Regions from separate parts of the Mus musculus genome. Here regions 2 and 3 are each linked to region 1. Evidence: chromatin loops called from intact Hi-C (ENCODE). Cell type or tissue: left cerebral cortex. All regions are shown on one strand.

Region 1 (2,500 bases):
ATACTTTATTTTCTTTTTGTCAGCTTGACATAGAGAAGAGTCACTTGGGAAGAGGCATCCATTTTCTTAATTAATAGGTGGTGTGGAAGAGCCCAATCTACTGTGGATGCTGCCACTCCTGGATAGATTCTCCTATATGGTATAAGAAAGCAAAGTGAGCAAACCATGGAAGCAATTAGATAAGCAGAACTCTTTCTTGGGCTCTGCGTCCATTTTTGCCTCCAAATTTCTGCCTTGAGTTCCTGCTCCAACTAACCTTCAGGATGGACTACATGTGTAATTTAACATAAGCCTTTCTTCTGCAAGTTGTTTTTGGTTATGGTTTACCAAAACAATAGAAACCTAAGTAGGACACTAATCTTTCTTTTTTTGTTTAGATATTTTCTTCATTTACATTTCAAATGCTATCCTGAAAGTCCCCTATACCCTCCCCCTGCTCTGCTCTTGTAGAGCTTAAAATATCTCAGTGGTAGAGCATTTTTTCAAGCATAAAAAAGGTCCTAGGTTTAATCCAAGGAACTGGCAGGGAAATATAAGATAACAAGCCAGCACTATGGAGCTAGGGTGATATATTCTCATTTGATGTGTGAAGCTCTCAGCACAATGTCAAGTACACAAGAAGTATTTGGTGAATAACATGGTGCTATTTATTTTGTTATTATTACTGGTTTCACACTAAAACCTTCAGTGTATATGGAAAGATAGATTATATAATATAAATATCTCTATTTAGGTATGGATTTGCCCAAGAATTCAGCACAGAACATATGTGTATACTCAGTGACTGTGTAGTAAATGTATAGGTCTAAGACAACTACATTTTGGCAGATCTTGATGTATAGAACATACCATGCCCACGTTTACCTACAGGGTTACTCTCAGCAGAAAAGAGCCTAGGTGAAGCAAGCCATTAATGAGCTGTCTCCAAGGAAATACTGCCCAAAACTAAAATGTCTCATGACCTAGAGTGCATTTTATAGTGTCATTTTTCTCCTGTGGCATTCTGTGCCACATTAAATTTTATCCAAAGCAATTGAGATTCTAAATCCAAGCTTAAAGGCAGAAGGCCAGGAAGGGAGGCTATGATTATGATGATATTGGGGGTAATGACTGCACTCAGCAGTGGAAGGAGGGCTCTTCAGAGGATCCCGCTTCAGAGTTAGCATGTGGTAATTAACCGGGAGAAAGCTTTTTCCTGGCCCCAGGTGGAACAGTTAAATCCTGAGTCAAGATGCTGTGCTGAACAGAAGATGGAATGAAAGTCCCTCCAGCTCCCCTGTCTGTCACACTGGCAAGGCACTTCTGTGTGAGAGGCTAAGCTCATTTTTACATGGACTAAAAGAGGAATTTGATTGTACTGTGTTCGTTCTCTCATCCATTCAGTCATTTTACCTACATCTGGATGAGCATCCCACATTAAGTACATGGCCTATATCCATTCCATTGCCAAAGCACTTTCCTAGAGTTCAGTGTGTACTAGTAATCCATAACCAGCCATTTACAGTTCATGTTCCTCTTAACATCTGAAAGGAAAAGACGATCTCTGGGTTGCTACTGCAGGAAAGACAGGCCAGCCTTATTCAAGACAACCCTCTCCCCCCAAAAGATGAAAGTTTTGAATTATTGCATCCACTGGATGTCCTGTTGAGTCAGTGATCCATGTACTAAAGCAGTTCCCTGCAAAAAAATAAAGTTTTTAATTTCTGAGTTATCTGAGCACCTTGCCTATGTTCCTTTTGAAGTTTTTGTTAAGAACAGAAGGACCTCGGTAGCTTATCATCAACTATCCCATTGCTTTGACATCTGAGGTTAAGTTGCTGATCTGCAGTACGGTGTGTGGTCTTACTACCCATCTAACTTAAACTTTCTCACATGCTTGGCCATGCACACATGGTATTACTGCCAGCTTTCTTGATACTGTCTTTCCAAATTCAGATTTCCCACTCTTCTAATCTCCTTTTCCTTTCTGTCAGAAGACTTCAGCGTATCTTGATTTCACTTTAGATTTAGAATTTGTATGTCCTAGTCCTTTATTATACTTTTATTTTAGCTCCTTTAATCTTTTTGAACCCTTCCTTATGGAAGATTCACAGTGACTTTAGCCAGTTAAGTTAGTTGAGTCATTTGAACCTTCATCTGGATAATAGAAGGTGACCAGACAAAACATTTTTAAAAAAAGAGACAAGCTGTAGTAAAATAGTAAAATTAAAATGATCATCATCTGACTGATAATGATTGATAGATTGATGAGAAAGAGAGAGAAATGATAGATAGATAGGTAGATAGATAGATAGATAGATAGATAGATAGATAGATAGATAGATAGATAGATTAGGCACAATACAAAACCAAAGACATAGAAAGCCAATGTAATACTAGGAAAGATTACCAGTAATACTTAGTATATAGTATTTGTTAAATTCATTGATATTTGAATGTGATATATTTAATTCAATGTGGTCAGCATATAGAGGTGAGATTGAAGTAGAAACTGCTCACA
Region 2 (2,500 bases), 350 kb after region 1:
GACTCAATTGCTCTGCCTGGCTTTATACTAACTTTGGAAATAACTTCTAATGTCCTGGCTTCTTCTTGTTCTCTGATGTAATGATGAATGGAATAAAGGGAGTGGTGACCTCCGGAACTTGATACCTCATTTAGCTAAGAGTCCCACTTCTGAAAAAGAATTCAGGAAAAGATTGGGGCTTGGTTCATGGTATGTGTCTTTAACCTTAGCACTCTGGAGGAAGAGTTAGAGTGTAGTAGGATCTCTGAGTTCAAGGGAAGTCTGGCCTAGAGAGCAAGTTCTAAGACAGTCAAGCTTAGATAGTGAAGAAAAACAGAAAGTTGATGCAGATGTAAATGCAATGAAATGGCCATGTTTCAGGTCCTGTAAGCCACAGAGCTTGGCAGCTTTGGCCATATGATTCTAACTTTAGAGTCAAGAATACAAGCAAAAGGTTATGGAATCATCCTTTCCTGCTAACAAAACCTTCTGAGTCTAGTTTATACTCTCCTTGTAAAATTTCCTCCCATTTAGAATGGTCATGAATTCTGTGCCACTGTATGTTGGAAGAATGAAATCTGCCCTTATATTTAAACTTTAGAGGGGATTACAGTTTAGAGATTGACATGAGTCTTAGAAGAATTTTTGAACTTTGGACTTTTAAACAGAGTTGAGACTGTGATAGATTATGGAGGTTTTTGAATTTGTATAGAATGCAGCTTTGTATTTTGATATGTTTATAAGCCTATGGGGACCAGGAGATGTAATGTTTTGGACAGAATAGAAATGGCCTTTATAGGCTCATATATTTGAGTAAACACTCAAAAACTCGTCATCATAGAGTGGTGTTACTTGACAGTTACTATGAAGGATGGCCTTGTTGTGGTAGGTGTGGCTGTAGAGGAAATGGGTCACTGGAGGTAGATTTTGGGACTTCATATGCCTAAGCAATGTTCAATGTCTCCTTTGAATTGCTGCTTGTGAATCCAAATATAGAACTCTCAGCTACCTCTCCAGCACCATGCCTGGCTGTGTGCCACCAAGCTTCTCACCATGATGATAATGAAATAAACCTCAGAATGTAAGCAAGTTCTGAGTCTATGCTTTCTTTTATGAAAGTTGCTGTGGTCTTCGGGTCACTTTACTACAATGGAACAATGACTAAGACAGAAGTCAATGTAAGAATACTAAAGCAAACATATATGAAAAAACATCTACCAACAAAATGTTTAAATCATCTGATGATTAAATCACTGCAAAAGCAATCTTCAGATTCAATGTAATCACCATCAAAATTCCAATTCAATTCTTCACAGTGATAGAAAGAGCAATTCTCAACTTCATCTGGTGTAACAAAAAATCCAAGAGAGCAAAACCAATTCTCAACAATAAGAGAATTTCTGGGGGAAATCACAATCCCTGACCTCAAACTGTACTAAAGAGCAATAGTGATAAAAACCACATTGTACTGGTACAGAGAAAGACAGGTAGATCAATGGAGTAGAATTAAAGACCCAGAAGTAAACCCACACACCTATGGTCACTTGAACTTTGACAAAGATCCAAACCCATACAGTGGAAAAAAAGAAAACATATAACATACACTGATGGTTCACCTGGCAGTCTGCATGTAGACAAACACTAATTTGTCCTTTTTACCCCCTGTACAAAGTTCAAGTCCAAGTGGATAAAAGACCTCAACATAAAACCAGATATGCTGAATCTAATAGAAGATAAAGTAGGAAAGAGTCTTGAACATATCCACACATAGGGACATTTCCGGGAAGAGAATACCAGTGGCTCAGGCTCTAAGACCAACAATTGACAAGTGGGACCCCATAAAACTGAAATGCTTCTGTAAGGCAAAAAAAAAAAAAAAAAAAAAACAAAAACAAAAACCAAACCAAACCAAACCAAACCAAACCAAACAAAACAAAACACCACTGTCAATAGGACAAAACAGCAATTGACAGATTGGGAAAAGATCTTTACCAGCCCTCCATTAGATAGAGGGCTAATATCCAAAATATACAGAGAACTCAAGAAGTTAGTCTCCAGAAGTTAACTCAATTTAAAAAATGGGTACAGAACCACACAAAGAATTCCCAACTGAAGAATCTCAAATGGCTATGAAACACTTGAAATGTTCAACATTCTTAGTCATCAGGGAAGCACAAATCAAAATTTCCCTGAGATTTTTCCTCATACAAATCAGCATGGCTAAGATCCCAAACTCAGGCCACAAGACATGCATGAGGATGTCAAAAAAGAGGTACACTCCTCCATTGCTAGTGGGATTAAAAGCTGTTACAACCCCCTGGGAATCTGGTGGTTCCTCAGAAAATTGGAAATAGTTCTACCTGAAGACCCAACTATACCACTCCTGGGCATATACTGAAAAAATGCTTGAACATATAACAAGGACACATGTTCCACTATGTTCATAGCAGCCTTCTTTATAACAGCCAGAAGCTGGAAACAGCCCACTTGTCTTTCAATGTACGACATCAGGATACAGAAA
Region 3 (2,500 bases), 340 kb after region 1:
AAAATAAAGACATGGAGCTACAGCATTACATGGAGATTTTTTATTAGATATTTTCTTCATTTACATTTCAAATGCAATTCAGAAAGTCCCCTATACCCTTGTGCCCCAATCTACCCACTACTGATTCCTGGCCCTGGCATTCCCCTGTATTAGGGCATATGATCTTCTCAATACAAAGGGCCTCTCCTCTCATTGATGGAGGACTAGGCTATTCTCTGCTACTTATGCAACTAGAGACACAGCTCTGGGGGTCACTGGTTAGTTCATATTGATGATCCTCCTATAGGATTGCAGACCCCTTTAGCTCCTTGAGTACTTTCTCCAGCTCCTTCATTAGGGGCCCTGTGTTCTATACAATAGATGACTGTGAGCATCCACTTCTGTATTTGCCAGGCACTGGCATAGCCTCACAAGAAATAGCTATATCAGGGTCCTGTAAACAAAACCTTTCTGGCATATGCAATAGTGTCTGGGTTTGGTGTTTGTATATGGGATGGAGCCCCAGGTGGGGCAATCTCTGGATGGTCCTTCCTTCCATCTCAGCTGGGCACAAATATGAAAATGTCCATGTCCTGTTTAGATAAAACACAGCCAAATGGGCACAGGAAAATAACATTCAAGTCATAAATGATTATTCTAAAAACTGTCTTTTGAGGCCAATCAACTAAAACAGCATGTCTTACATTTGATAAGGTATCTTTGGAATTTGTTTTGTAGCAATTGTCAAGGGAACTGTTACCCATTACCTTAGGGCAAGCTATATATATATATATATATATATATATATATATATATATATATATATATATATATATAATATATATATATATTAACCTTACAATCAGATTGTTATCTGTCTAAGGAATTTGGAAAGATTTCTTTTTTCTGACAAACCTTCAAACTTTCCTTTGCTTGAGGAACAAGCAAGAGGCCATCTTAGCCTGTGTGTGAGTTCCATATTGCAATCTTACTATTTATTCATACATAAAAGCTCATGGTTGAATAATCTTCTCTGTATGTTCAATTAACTTTGACCATAATAAAGATTAAAAAGAAAGCATAGTTGCCATCTGACTTGTTTAACACAATCATTAGTTCTTTATGAAAATATCTTCATTTTTTTGAAGACGATACAAACACAAATCTGAGTGCTTCATTTTGTTGTACTTCATTTTGCTGGTGAAGAGATTAAATCAAAGTGAAGTATAAAATGTACCCTAGGCTCCACCCCATGAAGTCGTACACTCAGAGGTTTCCCCAAAGTCTCAGGCAAAGATCACTGATTCTCTTAAAGGGATCATTTTAGTAGAAAAATCACTCTGAAATGATCCATAATCCATGCATAGCCACCAACTGGGGCATGGTGGCAAGGAAAGGAAGTAATTGTGCTTTAAACCATAAACAAAAAGGAGAAGACAGATGATTTGAAAATATGCGATGAAAAAAAAATATGATAAATTAAAAGTTTCAAACTAGAAACTCAGACTCTGCACCAGATGGTTCCTAAGAATAAAAAGCCTAAAATGACTTAGAGAGGATTTTCCATACGGCAAAGTGAGGTATCCTCAAATTTCTCTGCTTGGTAAGTGTGAATTGAATGTAAAAATAGATATTTTTTTCTCATAACTTGGCCTATGTAATCTTATACAGTTCAAACTTTAGGAGAAAACTGGATAATATTAAGTGAAACTATCAAAATGCAGACTGCGCCCAAAGCAATCATGAGTGAGGCAGAGAAATTGCCAAGGGTAGCATAGGCATGTCTTTTATCTTTACTGTCATTCCTCAGAGGACCCCTCTGAATCCTCTCATCCTATACCCACAGTACCTCATCATCAGAAACTATGACCTTCCTGTTTCCGTGATGCTGAATAAATCCCATGAGGCAGCTGGTCCTCACCACATTTCTTACTTCCCTTTCACTACAGACCCCTTGCCTTTCAGTTACATGTAAACTATCTAGACCAAATGATATGTTAAATTTGAATTTCTTTTTCTTGTTTTCATATTTCAGTCAAAACAACAATATTTAATATTTATGATATAATAAAATACATATCACCAGGTTCAGGGTTGTCCTAGAAAATAGTTATGACTAGGGATTAGAGAGGATGTGCAGAGTTTAATAAGACATTGACCTTGATTAATCTAGAAGGAAAAATATTTAAAATGAGTTGGTAGGTAATGCAATAATACAACTAAGATATGGACCTGAACTCTGATTTTTACATTTCCCATGGTTAATAATATCCATAATCCATGTTCATTATAGGTGAACAGAGACCATAATCCTGACATAGGAGAGTTATGGGAAATGCTAAAGACATTGTGGTTTATACGTTTACAAAAGCATATAGCACACTGTAGACATGAAAAACAAAACATGTTTTATTAACAATTCAAGTAAGGTGAACTACAAAAAGCATTCTTTCTAAGAGCAATGTGAGAAATGCTATCTCAAAAGTACATACAAACAAGATGTTCTGAAAGTCAGTGAAGG

The links. Peaks named below come from ENCODE experiments on the same cell type or tissue, not always from the same donor. Only the 100,000 strongest peaks of a DNase experiment are listed, where the experiment ranks them.
Region 2: a loop joins it to region 1, with 2.6 times the contacts of the local background. A loop is called at or near these places in 2 of 42 quality-filtered maps.
Region 3: it touches region 1 in a loop (4-fold over the local background); 2 of 42 quality-filtered maps call a loop at or near these places.

The regions. Positions count from the first base shown.
Region 1 is chr15:70,355,373-70,357,872 of GRCm38, reverse strand. No RefSeq gene overlaps it. Among named protein-coding and RNA genes, the nearest start is that of Gm19782, 430 kb to the right of the region's middle. In left cerebral cortex, no CTCF peak of the experiment used is centred here; DNase peaks (open chromatin) are centred at 522, 936 and 1,227; H3K27ac peaks cover 1,311 bases.
Region 2 is chr15:70,005,529-70,008,028 of GRCm38, reverse strand. All of the region lies in intron 2 of Gm19782 (predicted gene, 19782), which reads right to left. Among named protein-coding and RNA genes, the nearest start is that of Gm19782, 83 kb to the right of the region's middle. In left cerebral cortex, no CTCF peak of the experiment used is centred here; a DNase peak (open chromatin) is centred at 1,011.
Region 3 is chr15:70,011,982-70,014,481 of GRCm38, reverse strand. All of the region lies in intron 3 of Gm19782 (predicted gene, 19782), which reads right to left. Among named protein-coding and RNA genes, the nearest start is that of Gm19782, 89 kb to the right of the region's middle. In left cerebral cortex, no CTCF peak of the experiment used is centred here; a DNase peak (open chromatin) is centred at 1,449; H3K27ac peaks cover 337 bases.